2 separate regions of the Mus musculus genome follow, and region 1 is linked to region 2. Evidence: chromatin loops called from intact Hi-C (ENCODE). Cell type or tissue: gastrocnemius. All regions are shown on one strand. Links, peaks and the distances in the headings refer to the core of each region. The heading gives the core; the rest is flanking DNA.

Region 1 (9,891 bases), core at 2,707-7,706, 170 kb after region 2:
CATGCACATGCATGAAAAATAAATGTGAAAACTATTTTTAAAAGCAGTCAGCTGAACTGTCACCACGGCAGCTGGCTGCTTTGAACACTCTGACTGTCCTGAGGAAACTCCACCCCAACTACAAGGAACACTTCAGCTGCTACAACCGTCCTCACTTCTGTTTCAGGAGGCTTTGAACAAGCACTCCAGACAATATGCAATGACAGTAAGGCTCAGTGAAAGAGGTGACTTACTTTACCCTGCAGCTAACCTCACTTAGGATGTCTCACAAGGGAGCACCTCCACACCGACTCATCGAAAGGCCTGTGGTCCGTGTTTACAGACCTGTGGCTGGAGTATATTTACAGCATGTGATTGGGACAAGGAGCAGGCACTGTGAAGTAAGTCAGACTTACTGGTGAAAGGCTGCTCACAAGCATGCCAGGCCCCTGTGGCTATATAAAACACACTGGTCTTTTGCTTTGTTTTGTTTTGTTTATTTGTTTGTTTGGTGGGGGGGTTGTGTTTTGTTTTGTTTTGTTTTGTTTTTTCTAGACAGGGTTTCTTTGTGTAGCCCTGGCTGTCCTAGAACTCACTCTGTAGACCAGGCTGGTCTCATCTCAGAAATTCACCTGCCTCCCAAGGGCTGGGATTAAAGGCGTGCACCACCACTGCCTGTCTAAACATGCTGTTTTTAACTCCTGTGGCTTCTCTTTGGTGCACTGCCCTCTGTACTGCAGCTTTAGGCTCCAATAAAGGTTTGCCCAAATGGACTTTGATTGTCTGTTTGAAGTTTTTACTACAGGTAGAACAAACTGAGCAGGTAATTCCAAAAAATGAGTGAAGTCTTGACCTTTCAGCCCCAAGAATCCTGAAGCAGCAACTAAAACTTGCTACAGAATGACTTATTCATTCACCCCTTAGAAGGTGGCTTAAGAGTTCCAGAGAGCAACAGGGAGCACAGACTAAGGAATGCTATAATAAAGGACTGCAGAATGAGACAGACCACGGAGCAGAGCCGATGCAGACAGAGTTGCCGAAAGGGCATCCATAGGGCTGCCGAAGGTTAAGAAGAAAAGACACAACAACCCAAGATCAAGGGCTGCAAGACTAACAGTTGTATGCAAGAAGGCACAGGCATTCACAGCCCAAAGCAGTAAATCACTGGCCTGTGCCCCAAGCTTCAAGTAAGCCTGTCTGGTCTAGAAAGCTTGGAGCCATGAGGCCCTAGTTCTCAAGCTGGAGGGCTATGGCTTGTAGGTTTGAAAGCCTGGCCTGTAAGCCCCTGAAACACAAGAGCTCAGGGATATCACACTATCTAGCTGCTCCTCTCACCTACTCATGATATCGACCCAAGAAGACCAGAGAGACCTTCAGCCAGCCATCTGTAACATGAAAGGCAGCACACAATAGGACACAATAGAATTCGGGAATGTGGGAGTTAAACAGGGGTTTAGAAATACAAAGAACCTCCCTGTGGCCTTCACTTTGTGATGGTAAAGACAGCAACCAGGAAATTCTTCAAAGTCATCCAACTATCAGGGTGAAAGAATAATCACCATAAAGCAAGAACCTGATTAAACAGTTATTGATTGGTCCTGTAAGACCTTTCATAAGTTCCTAAATAATTCCTCACTTCATTTCACACCTGCATACTTTCCTTAAGAAAGTCAATTTTCCTCTTAATGTTCCTCATAGAAAAGTAAGTATTTTAGGCAAGTCTACCAATTCTTTTAATAATATATAAAGTACTAATATTAAAGAAAACCTATAAAAGGGGATTTTAAGCTTCACTGAGGTATAACTGACAAAATTTATATCTATTCAAGATATACAACATAGTGAGATCTTACCTCTTATAAGGTAAATTGACAGCTTACAATCATACACTCACACACACACACACACACACACACACACACACGCACGCACACATAGCCATCAGGATGCTTTGAGAAATGTACATACTGTGGAGTAGTTTACCAGAATAAAGCTAATTAACATACCTATTACCATCTATTACCTTATATATGTTCTATAACAAGGATGCAGTAGTGTTGTATAAAGACCTTTGTGCCACCAATGGACCACACAGATGACAGTGGTCCAGTAAGATCACATGGCCTATTTCTGTAGCCATTTAATTTTTACTAGGTACAGGAACAAAAACTAAATACAAAGCATGGAAAAGGAAAGAAATAGCAGAAAGTAGAGCAAAAGTCAATAAAACTGAGAACAGCAAAGCCTTAGACAAAGCTGTCATCAAAAGCTGGTTGATAAAGCTCCAGCTATACTGACCAAGGAAAAGGCAAGAAGCCACAAAACACCAACCTCGGAAATCACAGGGACTGCACTGCCAGTCGCAAGCACTGAGAAAGCAGTATGGAGCACCAGCATCACATACCCCAATCTTCATAACATAGACAGAGCACAGTAAGAACCTAACAGACTACCAAAATCCACTGAAGAAGAAACAGACAGTGCAAACAGTCCTACATCTATTAGAGAAGTCTACAGGGGTTACAAAAAAAAAAAGTTTACCATTAGGTGGCTTATTTATAAGTATCTACCCCATATTTGAGGCAAGAGCACCATTTCTATAAAACTACATCCAGAAATAGGAAGCCCCTCCTCAATATACTTTCTGAATGTTACAGCAAACAAGAAGGCAAAGGACACAGGAAGAGAAAACTACAGACCATGGCCTCTCCTTAGCATGGATGAGAAGTCCTAGAGGCTAGGAGATGATTCTGTTGGGAAAGTGCTTTTTGCAAGCAAGAGGATGTGAGTTTGACCCCCAGACCAAGTAAAAGCTGGGAACAGCAGCACATGTCTGGGGAGGTGGGTACAGGAGCATCTGGGGCTCCCTCTCAGCCAGCCAGTTCAGCCAAATCTACAAGGGCTTAGTGAGAGACTCTGTCTCAAAAACTAAGATGGAAAACAATTAAGAGAGATACCATCAAGCTCTGGCCTCCACATGCAAACACACATACATACACATATATGGACATAGAGAGCAGAGAAAGGTCCTCAACAAAGCATTAAATCCAGAAACATCTAACACAATTCGTCATGATATAAGTAGGGTCTCCTGTGCATCCATATCAAAAGCCACCCCGCTCCCATCAGAGTCATACCAAGAGGCATCTTCCCCCACAATATGACCAAGCTGCCTTTTGGTGAATCCTTTCCCTCTTTGGAACTATGTAGTTTTCAAGCAAATATAGATCATAGTTTTTGTGCTGGCTAATTGGGGAAGGAGGCTGAATAATCCTTTCACACGGGTCTCATAAGACCATCAGAAAACACAGATATTTATATCATATCAGTAGCAAAATTACAGCTATGAAATAGAAATGAAAATAATTTTATGGCTGGGGGTTACCATAGCATGAGGAACTATATTAAAGGATTTCAGCAGTAGGAAAGTTGAGACCCGCTGAACTTGATTTATCTAAAACCATTGTGGGTGGTGCCATTCCTGGGCTGGTGGTCCTGAGTTCTATAAGAAAGTAGGCTGAGCAAGCCACGAGGAACAAGCCAATAAGCAGCACCTATTCCATGGCTTCTGCACCAGCTCCTGCCTCCAGGGCTACTTTTGCTCTGCTGTTTTTGGTCCTGCCCTCAGTGTTTTTGATGATGGACTCTGTTCTGTGGAACTGTGAGTGAAATAAACCCTTTCCACCCCAAATTGGTTTGGGTCACGCTGTTTCATCACTGCAATAGACATCTGTAGTAAGCAAACATATTTTATAAACAGTAATTAAAGAGCTTGTGATGTTACTTTAAAGCAAATCCAGTTTATAACACATTACAGAACTTCAGTGATGGGCTGGAGTGCTGGCTCGGTGGCTACAAGTATTGACTGTTCTTTCAGAGGACCTAGGTTCAATTCCTAGCACTCACACCGCAGCTCACAACCATTTGTAACTCCAGTTCCAGGACATCAAATGCCCTCTTCTGACCTCCAAGGGTACCAGGCATGCACATGGTTCACAGACATACAGGCAAGCAAAGCACCATACCATAAAATACAAATCTCAGAGAGGATAGGAACTTCTGTGGTAGTTTTCACTCCATCAGGGGTTTAACTCCCCAGTCTTATTTTTATACTTAAAGATATAAACATCTGTATGCTACCTACAACTCATTTTGCCCCCAAATATTGCTAAAAATATAACTACAATTTGAAAAGCTCTTTAGAAAGAATTTAAAATTTAAAATTCAAACCCAATTTTTCCAGGTTAGCAAAAGAAATATCTGTGGTTTGATTGTATTCCATAATCCAATCCATAATGAAACGCAGCCACTTTCTGAGTTATGAATAACTACCTTAAGCATGACCTTTTTATTTTATTTTTTAAATTATAATTAAAACATTTCTCCCTTTTCGTCCCTTCAAGTCTTCCCTTATGCCTTTTCCCATTCTCCTTAAAATTCATGGTCTCTTTTTCTCACTACTGTCAGTGCACACACTATTTATGTATATGTCAGTGCACACACTGTATATGTATTCCTAAGCATGACCTGCTCAGTCCATACCATGTCATTTGTATGTCTCTTCAGTGTTGACAACTTGGCACTGGACAACCCATTGTCGTGCTCTTCCCTGGGGAAGCCCACCTCTGCTGCTCCCAGCTTTCCTCAGGTGCTTAGAGCTTTTTGTGTAGAGTTGAGGCTTTTCCTATCCACTTTGGCTCTGAGGCTGTCCATCTTGATGGTTCACCCAACAATCGTCTCTACTGGCACCATCTAGTGGTTAAACTGTGAAACTGCTGTTCAATATCCTCATCTTAGAATCAAAAGGACGTGTTCTCTAAAGCTCAGTCCATCTCTTTAACACCAGGAGAACCAGGAGAACCAGCAACTGAAGCGGTTAGGTGACAGAAACAGAAGCCAAATACCTGATTTTACAATAGCAAAGTTACTTAAGCCATATTGAAGAGACATTAAGATCTATTCTTGTAGCATTTATGAACTTTAACTGAAAATGTAGCATAGCTCTAAAATGCAAAACCTCAACTCTTAAAATGTCTTCAAAAAAAGGTAAAAAAAAAATCTTGGTGACCTGTTAGGCAAAGATCTCTATAAATAAGATATAGAAAATAAATAAGACATAAAGAAAAACATCAATTAACCATGTCTCAACAAAATTAAAAGGTTTTACTTTTTTATTTTGTATGTTTTTTTTTTTTGTTTGTTTTTTCGAGACAGGGTTTCTCTGTGTAGCCCTGGCTGTCCTGGAACTCGCTTTGTAGACCAGGCTGGCCTCGAACTCAGAAATCTGCCTGCCTCTGCCTCCCCAGTGCTGGGATTAAGGGTGTGCGCCACCACTGCCTAGCAGGTTTTACTTTTCAAAAGATATACTTTTAAAAATCAAAAGGCAAGCCACCAGCTGGGAGAAATATTTGGAAAGGATATCCAACAGTAAGCAAAGATTCAAACAGATGCATCACCAAAAAAGACTGCTTATGACTGCTTCATAAATAAACATGACCTCCACTGGCCATTGGGAAATCCAAACTATGACTATTATGAAATATCATTACACACACTAACATGGCTTAAAATTACAGAGACTGCTCATACAGCCTGACACATAAAATAGAATCATCACTCAAGAGCATTTGAGTATTTCATAAAAATATAAACGTAGACCCTGCATACAACCTGGTCAGTCCACTTCTGGAACTTGCTTTATAGATCAGGCTGGCCTCTAACTTACAGAGATCAACCTGTCTCTGCATCCCAAAAGCTGGAATAAATGTATGTGCCTCCATGCCACATCACACCACATACGTCTAGATGTTTAATAGTGAGCAAGAAAAGCACACAATACACACACACACACACACACACACACACACACACATTTGAAACAGGATCTCATGTACCTCAATCTAACCCTTAAATTCACTACGTACTTGAGGCTGTCTTTGAACTCCTGAACCTTCTGTTTTTACCTCCTACATTGAAGAATCACATCATGTGCTACCATGATCAGTTCACAGAAAGATTTGTAAATTAATGTTTACAGTCACTTAATTTTTCAATACTCAAAAACTACACAAATTTCCCAAACTACCCAAAACTACCCAAATGTTCATCAACTGACAACAAAATGGCTCGCATCCATAAAGCGGGACAATCATACATGACCTTCAACCTCATTGTACAAATGAAGGAAGCTGTACAAAAAAGAACATCATCTTCACTATTCACATCCATAAAATCCCTTAAATTGAAAACCAACCTATAGTACTAAAAACCAGATCCACAATTGTCCTGAGTGGAGGAAGCACTGGGAAACAGGTAACAAGGATGACAAGGGGATGAGGGTACAAGTGGCTTTTGTGGGTGGCTAAAATGTTTATTACCTGATCATAACAGTTTCACAGAGAAGGACAAAAGTAAATACTCACTAGACTTCTCTGAATACATACGGCTTCCTGGATGTCAATTATATCTCAATAAAGCTGTAACACTGAAAAACCTACACTTGCTCATGACTCGCTGCATTCCATTCTAAAGTACTTATCCAGGAGTTATGAAGACACGTGTGTACATTCTAGAATGAGCAAAGCTGATGGACGCCATAAAAGCCATCAGTGGTTGCCTAGGGTCAGGGAAGGGATTAACTGAAAAAGGACGCCAGTGTACACGGTCTATCTGTTGACTGAAATGCTGGTCACGGAAGGGATCTGCTTTACAAAATCATCAAACTATATGTTTAACTGATGTAAGGTATACCTCAGCACAGTAATTTTCATCAAACTGTGGGAGGGGCTGGACAGTGTACCTTAGAAATCCAGAGAGAAAAGTCTCACTATGCAATGCTTCTGCATGGAAATTTCCCTCTACATCAAAAGTAAAAGAAGTAGGTTGTGCCCTGAAAACAGGTGATCTAAAAGGATAATTAAAAAAAAAAATCACCTTTTGCTGAACACACAATTCTGTATCAAGCAACTGCTGTCTACACACATTTTCTGGCATCCTTTCTGCTTTCCTACAACTTAAGTATTAGTGTTGCTACTTAGATTAGGTGTTTTCTGATCTGAGAATTAGACTGGGCTTGGGCTCAGAGAAGGGACACTGCATCACAGGGAATGAGTGAGCCTCAGTCTCCACATACAACTGACTCGATGTTAAAAATACTTGTGAATCCAGGATGACTACTATGCTATTAAAAATCTGTAAAATTCACTTGCTTCCTAAACGATGACTTCCTTGAACACAGGTATTTGTTAGTATACCCCCATCCATTTCTTAAGAGAAGCCTGGCATGTGAATGCTTGATAAATATTTGGTATTTCAATTTAAATTCATAAGATTCATTATAAAGTAAATGCTAGCTAAGCTATAATTTGTTTCCCTTATTAACATATCTTATTGGAAGGAAGATTCCATCACAAGGCACATGATCAAGAAGGGCATATAAGATATTCAACAATTCTGATGTCATTATCATATACCAGTCTTACGAGGATAAGGCAGAAAGAGAGACTATGAGAACCTGTACCTCAGCATTTTTTTCCCTGACTCCTACTCTGATGGCCAACATGGGCCATGAAAGACTTTGCACTAACTTAAATGTCCATGGCAAAGACGTACAGATGTCAATGATTACGAGAGCTTGTTGAATTGTTTCACTGCCTTCATTTAGCCCTAATTTGACAAGTATGATTTTTATCACTGGTTATAGTAAATACTAATTCTTGATGTAAACACTAAGAAACCACTGTTAATTTCAACTTAGGGCTTCAAGTTACAGAACACAATTCCAAATGTTTACTGGGAACCCAATTCTACTCTTTAGGATAAAATTCAATCCTTACCTATACCCGAAAGGTATGTACAGAGTGAAAATATATACATGTATGTAAAACTTACATATGTTTATTACAGCTACATTATAATTACATGAGTTAGTCTATACTGTATTCAAATATATATAATCATTTATTTTAAATAATTCTATGATGTTTTATTATAGAAATTTCTAAGTATTTTATGAGTAGTCAATAGCTGTAGTTACAAGATGAAAACTCACCCCGGTCTCTCATAGGAGCATCATGCTATTAAATGCCAGGCCTTTCCAATGACATTATATGGGTCACTTTTACAATGATGAAAATAGTCCATTTTTTATTTTTAAGCTTTTCGGGCAGATTCCGTGAGACTGCTCTGTCTTCTGATTCACAGGGAGCACTTCCTGAAGCTTCAGAATATAGGGAAAAGAAAGCAGATGCCCCCTGTGGTTGTCCTCAGATCAGACGACAAGGAACAGGGGATGAAAAATTATCTTCAGGTCTCTTATAGTCAGAGACCTAGAACTTTTCCAAGACAGGGAATTCATAGTTTGCCAGGAACTAAAGTCATTTGCCCTTAGCAATGGTGGAACACAAGCAGCTGCGCTCCATCTATAACTCTTACTTAATAAAGAAAACATTGTCCCAGCCAAACAATGAATATGCAGACCCGAAACCTCTATGTAAAAGGGTAAGTGAGTCGGACATCAATTTCACAAGGGATGTAACCTCAGCAATTTTTAAAAATAGAATCTCTTGAAACCATTAAAAGTATAGGGACCTGGAGTGGAACTTCCAGACAAAAAGGCAAAGAACTCTAACACCCACTTTGCTTCTCCTTCTGAAACAAACACACAGAACATCTCACGTCCTATAACCTGAAGCTTCTGTATACAGGAAAAAAGAAAGCAGATGCCTCCTGTGGTTGTCCTCAAAACAGACGACAAGGAAAGGGACAGAAACCTTCTAACCACAGCCTAGGCAGGACAGACACCAGGTGTAAAAGCATACAGAAACTCTCCTGTGGGGAAGGAAGAGAAGCTAGCAGACATGAGAAAGTCAGGACAAAGGACAGAAACATCCAAAGCTGTTAACAGGTCATTGCTGCTGTGCTAGGAAGTTTGTCACTTTTGTTCCTTAAAAATATGCCAACTGGGATGCTTAGACACTGCTGACAGAAATAGAGACTGATAACAGCACTTCAAAAACCACTAGGCAGCTCTTTCAAGCTAGACATTGTAGTATGCTTCAACCAATTAATTCTATATTTCTAGAAAAGATAACAGAGAAATACATCTATTTGCTAAAACACTTGTATATAATGCTTACAGCAGCATTCTGCATAAAAATCCCAAACTAGAAGCCAGGTAAATATCCACCACAGGCATCTTAAGTTGTGATCACTCTTAAAAGAATAACATATAGAAATGAAAACAAACTACGAACAAACTATCTAGTGCTTCTTGAATCAATATGGATAGCTCTCTGTAATGTTGAGCAAAGGAGACTAGGCACACATGCACACACACACACACACACACACACACACAGAGAGAGAGAGAGAGAGACAGAGAGAGACAGAGAGAGACAGAGAGAGAGAGACAGAGAGAAACTGAGAGAGAGAGAGAGAAAGAGAGAGAGAGAGAGAGAGAGAGAGAGAGAGAGAGAGACTTACTGTGGTGCCTGTCACATACAATTCTAAGTCAGACAAACTCATCTGCGATGTCAGAAAAGCAACTACCCTCTTCAAGAGGCTGAAGAGAATGGAATGAGTCTGCAGGAGGCTACTGGCTAACCCAATAAATAATGTTCCCTTTTTTAATATGGATGCTAGCTCCTTAGCTGTGTCCATTCATGAAAATTCAACAATCTATATATTTACAACTTGTGAACATTTCTGTGTACATTCAAAGCTTGCTTTAGAGGGCAAAACACACACATACACAAAATCACAAGTTGTTTAGTTCCCCTAGGGTTTTAACCATCTTAAATGTTCTTCATTGTGTTAAGAGGTATATATTCCTATCACAACATGAACAAGGAAGAATGAAAAACAGAACATTACCTGAACTTCAAAAGTGTGAAGCCTGTCAAAGACAATGCA
Region 2 (9,891 bases), core at 2,227-7,226:
GGGGACAGATGAGACATGAGGCTGAGGAAGGGGCAGAGGGACAGAGACACGGGTGTTCTCACAGACTCATCTCACAGATACATCTTGGCAAATGCAGGATCAGGGAGCAGACACAGGATAAGGAATCATATGCTCCCACCATGATCTCCTTGAGTGGGACCCAGTGACTCTTAATTTTATATGTGCCCAGGGCTATTAATTCCCTGGAATCCAACTTACCTATATTCATATAGGATCGCTTCCAGAAACCTTTGTCCCCTCACACACGGGAAAGGGAACGTGTTTACAGGAGACACGAAGTACAGCGGGCCCCTCTGAAGGGGCCATCTAAGGCTACTGAGAGGTGCCATTCAGGAAAGGAGCTGAGCCGAGAGGCGAGCCACCTGTCTGTGTTGGGGAGGAACACAGAGGGAAAGGCTTCTATTGACCACTGGGGTTAAGGTTGAGGGGGGCATGGGAAGGACACGACCACAGTGAGGCTTTCCGGGGATGAGGCTCACACATGGGGCTTGGCTTCGGCCTGGGTTGGGTACAACCTACCTCCAACCTACCTTGGCTTCTTCCCCTATAGGCTGTGCACAAGACTGTACTGACCTTCGAAGAGGAAGTGACAAAACCTACAAGGAACACCAGTTGAAGTAAGAGGGACTCGCCTCAAAATCTATCTATCTACTTCAACAGGCCCTTCGTATTTGTCATTAAAGATGAATAACCAATTGCCTTCTTTTTGTGGGGAAAGTGATCAATCCCACAACAAATGATTGCTTTCAAGGTCCAGTCACCCTCACCACCCTGTTCCAGCTGGGTCTCCGTCTCGCTGACATTAAACATGGGGTAGTTTCACCGAGAGGCGAAGTGACAAACCCACGAGGAACACCAGTTGGAGTAAGAGGGACTCGCCTCAAAATCTATCTATCCACTTCAACAGGCTCTTCCTGGTAGGGGCTGGGCGAGGGTTTCCAAACACAGTTTGTTCTGACACAATAACACAGACCTCACCTCAGAGGGAACAGTTTACTCGGGAGTCAAGGATGAGTGTCTGTGACCTGGGAACACAAGTTAGCTTACCCCAAAGACATTTCACCAGGGAAACAGTTTCATGTAGTGTGTGTGTGTGTGTGTGTGTGTGTGTGTGTGTGTGTGTGTGTGTGTGTGTGAGAGAGAGAGAGAGAGAGAGACAGAAAGACAGACAGACAGACAGAGAGACAGAGACAGAGACAGAGAGAGAGACAGAGACAGAGACAGAACAAATAAGGCTATAAATCAGGAAAATTTTTAAAAGTTTGATTTCTGGACTTCAATACTTTGAGAGCTGGACCTTGGAAGTCAGCCTCAGGAGGAGGAAGTGGCCAAATAAGGGAATAGACCTGGTGGCTAGCTTTAGGAATGCATTTTTGTAAATTCAAAAAAAAATATCTATTAACCTATTTGTCACAAGAATGCTAGGTCAAATAAAGAGATTGGGGCGGGGGGAGAGCTACAGAAGAGGCTAAAGAAAACCCTGGATTATGTACCTCCTGACCTGTAAATGCAGCCACAAAAGCTCTAACCACGTGATCAGCCTTGAGGAATCTCTAACACAGGACTCCCCCTGCCCCTGAGAATTTTAGTTCATAGTCCTCTTGTTGAACAAGTTTAACCATGCTGCCTTGGGTGACCTGTGTTTTAAATCAGATTGAAGCACTCATTATGGGTAGAGCACAAACAATAAGACTCTAAGATCAGGTCCTCTCACTGGGTCTCAGGCTGGGGCATTTGTGGGAATTTGAGGAGCCTCAAGGCACAGAGCGATCAAACCATTATGTGTTTGTACCCAACCCAACTGAGCCAATAAAGTTCTTACCCAGGAATTGGGTATGCTTTGTCGGCCATTCTTATGTTGTGGCTTTACACCATAGGGTGTTCCCCCTGACACTTCTATGGAACAAGTGTCTTTCTGACCAGGCACCCCTGGAACCCCTAAACTAAGGGTGGTGAGGTTGTAATAAAGAAGATAGACCACGGAAAATCACAGCATTGGATAGGTTTGCTTGTCTTAGGACTTCATTTCTGTCCACCATCTTTGAAGAGGCTGTAATGTTCTCAGCTGTATAGGACTTTTTGTTTAGCAGTTTGAGAATGGCTTTTCATCCTCTAGGGAAGCGCAAGGTTCCCACTGAGCCTTCTGTTTTTAGTCTAAGGAAGACTCCCTTACAGGAAACATCCCCACTTGCTCTCTTGCTGCCTTTGTGACCCTTCACCTTTGACTTTTAACTTGTTTGGAATGCGCTTGTGGGTGCAGCTGGGAGTCTATGAGTTTCATAGATCGGGAGTCCATGTTTCTCTCCCAGGCGAGGAGCCTTGCCCTATTTCATTAATTACGTTTTCTAGTCGTCTCCTCTCTCACTTTTATCACCATGATGGGAATATCTATTTCTATAGCATCATATCAACAGCCTTGTCAGATAAACCTATTCTTGATTCTCTCACTCCACAACCCCTACCTGGCTTATGTGCTCAAGACAGGTCATTGACAGGTCATCTTAATGGTAGAGACGTGCCCGCCATGTGCAAAGATCTAAAAAGGCATTCTTTTTTTTTCTGCTTGATCTAGATGGCTGTTGTGACTCTCAATGATATTTTTAAAAACACATACATTGACTTCTTCATCTACAAAACCTGTTGATTTTTTCCATGATTATCTGTGACTTTTGAAGTTTCTCATTTGGAGCTTAACAATTTCTTTAATCGTTCACTGAGCTGTTCATTTGCATTCTCTTGTGTATTCCTGAGTACTCAGGAGAATATCATTTTAGAGGGAACTTTCGGGATAGCATTTGAAATGTAAATAAAGAAAATATCTAATAAAAAAAGTCTAACAAAAAAATAAAATAAAAGGTTGCAAAAATTTAAAACTAAATAAAATAAATAAATTCAATTTTCAAGAATCGCTTAAATCCCTTTGAGATGGGGAATCTGGGACAGGGAAATTCCTTTGTCCCACTGGAGACACCATGCTCCCTAACTTTTTCTTCCTTGTATCTTTGTGTGTCTGCCCGCTTCTAAAGCAGCATCTGCCTTCTCCAACTCTGTGGGCTTTGATTAATGGCAAGACTCTATTTCCTATGGGTCGGGCTGGGTATCTGTGAGGTGTGGTGTGTTCATTTGAATCCTGGATGCACTCACCAGTGTGGTCTCTGTGCAGCTCATTTATAGTCCTATCAGCAGTGTTTATGGCTGCGCTGAAGACCTAGGCTGTGGATGTTATTTTTTCTGGTTGAGTTGGTTGGGTTTTTGTTTTTTGGTTTTTGGTTTTTGGTTTTTTTGGTTTTTTGGGTTTTTTGTTTGTTTGTTTGTTTGTTGGTTTTTTGGTTTTTTGTTTGTTTTTGTTTTTTTTTTGTTTTGTTTTTTATTTCTGTTCTGTTTTGTTTTACTATGGTGGTGTTAACACCAATGAGATGTTTTGGGGCTCCGGAGAGAGATGATGGGTCCACAAGGAGGGCCTCTGCAAGTGCTGCTCTCTAAAGGACTTATGTTTTTGTCAGTGTCTGGCAGCTGGGAGGGACAGTGGTGGGCAGAAGGGAGCTGTGGCACATGACACCCTCTAGTGGTACAATCCGAAGCAGGCCTTGGGTACTAGGAACCCTTAGGAGATAATTACTGGAAGGGCTCATCTCCAAAGATCTCCCACCTTGCTGAATTCTGGTGACTAAATGTTATAAGGCTTTTTAGTACACTGTGCAAGGGTTTATTCTCATCAAATCAAAGTTTTTCTCAGCCCACTGGCTGACGCCAGCCAAACTGGTCACAGTCAAGAACTCCATGGTTGGTTCTCCTGGAAATTACTGTCTTTTGACCTCACTGGAAATAAACCTACCAATTTCTTCTCACTACCTGTTCTGCAGCTATAATTAGGAGCATAAAAGTGTGGGTTCACACTTGACAACTGAAGATGATCCTCTTGGGCCCTAGGACTACACACCCATTGAACATAAAGAGGAAGCTAAGCATGCCAAGTCTTCAAAGAAGATAGGCTTGTAGGACGTAAGTCATGTAATAGGGAGGTATAATTGTCAACTTGACACAACCTACAATCATCCCTGAAGAGTCTCACTAAGGATTGCCTGGGGGCACGTCTGTAGGGGATTTTCTTATTTTAATTAAGGCAGGAAGTCCCAGTCCACTGTGAACAGCACCATTCCCTATGCATAGGGCCCTCAACTATCTAAGAGTGGAGAAACCAAGTTGAGCAGAAGCAAGCAGGTAAGCATGCATTCATTTCTCTCTGTTCTTGATTGTGGGTTGGAAGCTCCCGTCTTGACTTCCCCACAGTTATAGACAGCAATCTGAGACTATGAGCTAAAACAATCTCTTTCTCCCTTAAATTGCTTTCTGTCTGGGTATTCTATCACAGCAAAAAGGATGAAACTTGTAGCCAATGTAGAGCCAATGACAAGGTCTGTCTCCACAATGACTCTTTCTTCTTAACAGCTCCTACATTTCCATCCTAACACTCTTCATTTCCTCAAAGGGTGACAATGTGTGAAAAGCTTTACCAAAGACTTACAGTGTAGGAGGAAGTCAAAATGATTGGGGATGGGGTGAGCTCAAAATCACAAAATTCTCTGTATAGCCTTAGTTTTCCTTTGTGGCAAAAACATGTGAAATCAATAACTTGTAGAGAAGAAATGTGGGGTCAGGTCCACAACTGCACATGCCATATTTGAAAGCCATGATCCATAGGATCACCACTAGGTGATGCTCTTTCCATTCCTGAAGGTTACGGAGACCAGGCCTGTTTTACCTACATGATTTAGGACTTTGCTACCAGTCTCTCTCTTCCTCTCCCCTCTCCCCTCTCCCCCCATCCCTTCCCCTTCTCCCAATTCTCCCTCTCCCTCTCTTTCTCCTTCTAAGTAGGTTTCTCTTGCATCTTTCTAGAATGCCATCCTTAATCAGGTGGTCAGCAAGTCACATACCTTTATCGAGGTCCTAAGCACGCTGAAGTTCCAGGCACAACTTTACTAAGATCTTGTATGTATTAGAATACAATTTACGTATTTATTGATGTAGGTTCTCGTTTTCTTTGTAGAAAGGTCAATCTGAAGCACATATACCATCCAACTATGCCAGTCACTTCTGGGTCAAAGTGAATTCATTTGAGCACTTCTCCCTTCTGTTCTTCCAGCAAAAGGCCCAATCGCAGCAACTGGATTGTAACCAATCCTAGGCAGAAATCTTCCAAATTATGTCCACACAAGGTAAGATGTGAGTGCATTAAGCTAACCTGATGTCATTTCTTCCTCCAGTTATGAATACAGCTGACCTCATGGAGGGAGTGGCCTTAACTTTCTTACTTAGATCACCATGATGCTCAGTCAGAGAAGCTCTTTCATGCTCAAATATTTTTGCTCAATTTAACCAGTCATAGGACATTTACCCAGCCGTGTACCTGAATGTAGCTAGAGGATTTTGGTAAGGAATTTGTAAGCAGGGTTTGTAGCAGTGTAATTCACAGAAAGTGTCCACCTGTACATGAAGGAAAAACAAAAGGTCCCCTCCAAGTGACCGAAATACATCCCTGAAGCAGCCAAATTTACAGAGTGATGGGATTTATTTTGCTCACAGTTTTGATGTTTCCATCCAAGATTAAGTAGTGTGATCTGCCTAGCTCTAGTGAAGGCTGCATATCACAGTGGGAACAGACAGAGATAAGGCAAACCAGAGAGAGTGGTTTGTCCCACAATCCCCTTGGTGAACCTTCTCCCCAAAGACTTAATGACCTTTCACTATGCTCCATCACAGGATGTGGGACATTACTAGAGATGCCTTTGGGGGGTGGGAGGACTGTCAACATTCAGACCACCAAGGTCTCTGCTTCTAGTCACCATAGGTCTCTGTATTTCAAAAACCTAAGCACGTTTATTCTAACCCCCCAAGAGCCACAATATCTTAACTGTTGCAGGATTGCTCAAAGCCTAAGCACACTGTCTCAGTTGAGACTCAAGGTAAACTGAGCTGATGCCCTGCAAAAGGCCAAACTGAGCAACACACTTCCAAGATACAATGGTAAAGCAGGCACAGGAGAAGAGTGCTATTTCTAACATGATAAGAGAGAGAAAGGAAGTAAGAATGACTCAGATGCACATCTGAAAGCCAGTAGAGCAAGCATTGACTCTTAGGAAGTCTGGCTTCTGGGTCACATTGGGTGGGATGTGGCCCAAGGGCTTGGGCCACCCTGCCCCTGTGCCTTTGCTGCTTGAAGACCACATGGTTCCTCCCTGGGGCAGATTTTGTAGGCTGCCTCCAGCTTTCAGTAGTGGGCACCTGCTGTGCTGGAGCACCAGCTTTTCTAGGGTTTCCAGGGTTCTTTGATCACTCAGCACTGCTATGCACTATCCCAGCAAGGGCACCCTGCTTTTTTAGTGTGTAACCTGCTTCCTTTCTTCCCCCCCCCCCCTTCTTTAACCAGGATAGAAGCCCGGGCTTATCTCCTGCTTGTTTGTAAAACCAGCTTCACTCAGATGACACCGTCTGTGGCCATAGAGTATTTTGCCAGCTTATTGTGAATAAAGGAAATCTGGGGCAGCCTTGGGTACACAGGTTGCCTTGGTCCCCTTTCTATGGTATGCCCAAGGCTGGTCATATGCTCCATCATTGTAGCCATGTGCACACAATCTCAACTGCTCTGTTCTAAGACAAACTACTTGTAACACTGCAGGAATGCTGGGTGCCCCAAAGTGAGGGTCCCCTCTCTGCTCTGGGACAGAGAGATCAAAGTAGGATACAAAAAAAAAAAAACCCTCTGAGCTCAGTGAAGGATGGCATAGCTAATGTTCTCATGTTCCCTCGCCTATGATAAGGAAACAGCATGGGAATCAGCGGTGAGCCTGAGAGCTGTGAGTTGGGCTAACAGTGTGGACCCCACTGAGACCTGCTGCAATGCAAGGACAGAGGCAGGGCCTTCTCAGATCCTAGAGAGAAACTCAATCAGAAATGGGAGGTGCAGCCTACACATCAAGTCCCCTCCCAGAATCCTGCTGAAATACTCTCTGCATACCCAAAAGTGGACCCTAGCAACGGGTAGACTTCCTCATGACAAGACTTGAGTCCCAGGTGCCATCTGAAGGGCGAGTGGCTCCGTAGTGGGGGAGGGGTATCAGTCAGTCAGTCAGTCAGTATCATGCAGGGTCAGCATGGAGTTTAAATCCTTTCCTGAATCCCGAGAAAAGCCAGATAGCAGCCACCCCTCCCCCACCACTCCCGTGTAACCTGCAAGCTGAGCAAGGCTTCTGAGGTTTTAGGAAGGTCCCCAGGGTGTAAGGGACAACACACAGCCTCCTCAGAGCTCAGTGCCAGCCTGAGATAAACCTACATCATAGAGCCCACGTGGTGGCTCCTGGAACAGGAATAAGGGAACTGTGTTCTCTCCCTGAAGCAAGCTCCTTCTCCAGCAACAATAAAAATACCAGCCAGGATAAATCGGGCTGCAATGTGGAAGAGTCGGATGCACAGCCTGACATAGGTTCCTCAGCAGCTCTGGGCCTTGGGGTCTTTGCCCTCAGGGTCCTCCCCTGAGGATGTATGTATCAATAGTCAAGTGCAATGGTTCCATGAAGCCGCTGACGTGACTCATGTAACCCCCTTATGCTAGTTACACTCTGTAAAGAATAGTCCTTCCCTTGCCTCCTCTATCTCTCTCTCTCGTTATTCTCTTAGCCACTCTCCAATGAGGCTCCTTGGGATGACATTGGGAGGTCAAATCCAAAGACTTTCCCTGGGTGAACATTCCTATCCTGATGATATCAGCAAATGCCTTTTTCCATGCAGTTAACACTGAAAACTCGGGGCCAAGAGCCCAGCAGGTGGATAACCTTCTCAGAGAGGGGACATGTGGGACACGGAGGGCAGGAGAGAAGCAGGTGATGCTAAGCATTAGCCTCCAGGTTGGCCCTGAGTCCCACCTCCAGACTGCAAGGTTGTGTGGCATATAAAAAGATGAAGGGAGAGGTCCATGCTTCACTGAGGCCATCGCTGTTGCGTGCAGAAGACTTTCCTGGATGACCCACGGCCTCCATCAGTAGCTCTCTGAGGTAGGCTGCCATGGCCACAGGGCTCCTCACATTTTCCTTTCCAGATGGATGGCTCTGTCTGGTTATGCTGGACTAAGTCGGCTCAGGGAAGAACAACCAAGCCCTCAGGACACACCATCACCTGACCAGGCTCACATGCATTGGTACAGAGGGTCCAGGGCATGTAAGGACCAAGTATCGCATACCCTTTGCCATCCTATAAAGCCCCAGGATAAGAGAATGAGGAACAACCAGTACTACACATCTAGCCTACCAGCCTCCCACTGGCTCCAGCCGACTACTCTCAGTAAGTCCTTCGCCAGCGAGGAAGGGGCTGACACGTGGGCACTACGTGTCACAATCAGCAACCCAAGCTATGGCACCATCTACACAAAAGAGGAAACAGGCATTAGGTGTAGTTCTTGTGGGCAGAGCCTAGACATAAGAACAGCCTCTTTCTAGCACATAGCACATAGTGGGGACACTGAGGAGCATTGGTCAGGGCTGACCTGGTCCATTGTTGAAGTTCCTCTTCAGCCTGGGTTACTAGCCTTAGGACCCCTGCCCAACTCTGGATACCCACTTCAGAAGACCTGCTTAAGGGAATCCCACTCTTTTTCCCCCTACACTTGTTCCATCTTTGGGGTTCTTTTCCCTGATGCTTTTGGAACCCAGACCACGCTGCAGACCTAGAGTATGGCTTTGGGGTTTAATGGCTCTTGACTGCCTTAGAAAAGAAAGGACCCCTTTCAGACCTAGATTTTTTTCAAATCTAAATTCCAGAGCTCTGTCTGAAGTCCTTGGCCTCTGCTCTCAGGGCCCCCACCTTCCTGCCCAGGTGCTGTCTGTCCTTGATTTCCTCATGGGAACTCCCATGAGGAAGAGATGTGTTCATTAACTCTCCAGATAACCTGTGTGTCCCTCTGTTCCCTCCTCCACACTCATTCTTATCTGGGTTCACAACTCCAAATTCCATCTCTGCTCCATGCCCCCAGCTAGTGTTGACGACTAGGAGTTTACAAAACCTATCTCGTTCCTCTTTCCCACCCCCCCCAACCCCCATCCCGTATTGCCCCAAGGTCACATCCTGGTGACAGATTGCTCTCTCTTTTAATTCTTACTCCCTCCCCAACCCCGGCTACCTTGTCTAAAACAAGATGTAGACAAGTTTAAGTATTTGTTGTAACAAAATGGCTGGTGTCAAAGTCCAAATCAGAATCCAGAATCAAGATTTGTTTTTCCTTGCCTCCTCATAACCCCCAAAACTGTTTCTCTCTAGAGGTCCTTGATTCTCCTTGACTGACTTCAGGTGGCAGGATACAGAGAGGATCTGCTGAGCTGCCAGAGGTATCATCCAACAAGTTAATGGAACCCTACCCCCTGCCCCCCACCAAAAAAAAAACCCTCTTGCTATTCTCTGTGCCTATCTCTGAGCCTAAGCCACACGCCCAATGCAGGCAGAGCCACAGGAACTGCCTCAGCTGCACACAGAGCACATGCCAGCAGCTGGAGACTAGCCTAACCCAGCTCAGTTTTCCTGGCTGAGTAACCTTGATGACGTTGTGAAACTACTCTGAATCTTGCTTTTCCTTCCCTGTCAATCTGATGGAGCCAGTTGTCTGGAACCCATAGGTAATGGCCACAAATGCCTCCAGAACATAGTGTAATTCATAAGCTTGAGATCAGCAGGAATCCCCAGGCTCAGAATGCCCCGGAACTTGGACTAAAAGCAAGCCATGCTTAAGTAACCTATAATGTGAAGGTAGCTGTAGTTGGGTTAAGAGGGAAATGACAGAAGTTTGTGCCATTAGGGAACCTCAGCACAAGATCCTCCCCTGTC

Evidence for each region. Hi-C counts contacts between places; a loop is a spot of excess contacts. Peaks named below come from ENCODE experiments on the same cell type or tissue, not always from the same donor. Only the 100,000 strongest peaks of a DNase experiment are listed, where the experiment ranks them.
Region 1: a loop joins it to region 2, with 2.4 times the contacts of the local background. A loop is called at or near these places in 6 of 42 quality-filtered maps.

Annotation. Positions count from the first base shown.
Region 1 is chr12:103,539,152-103,549,042 of GRCm38, reverse strand. The region is part of intron 2 of Ppp4r4 (protein phosphatase 4, regulatory subunit 4); the gene reads right to left. Among named protein-coding and RNA genes, the nearest start is that of Ppp4r4, 12 kb to the right of the region's middle. In gastrocnemius, for the core only: a CTCF peak has its summit at 4,734 (motif pointing left); no DNase peak of the experiment used is centred there.
Region 2 is chr12:103,705,419-103,715,309 of GRCm38, reverse strand. No RefSeq gene overlaps it. Among named protein-coding and RNA genes, the nearest start is that of Serpina1f, 15 kb to the right of the region's middle. In gastrocnemius, for the core only: CTCF peaks have their summits at 3,620 (motif pointing left) and 4,726; no DNase peak of the experiment used is centred there.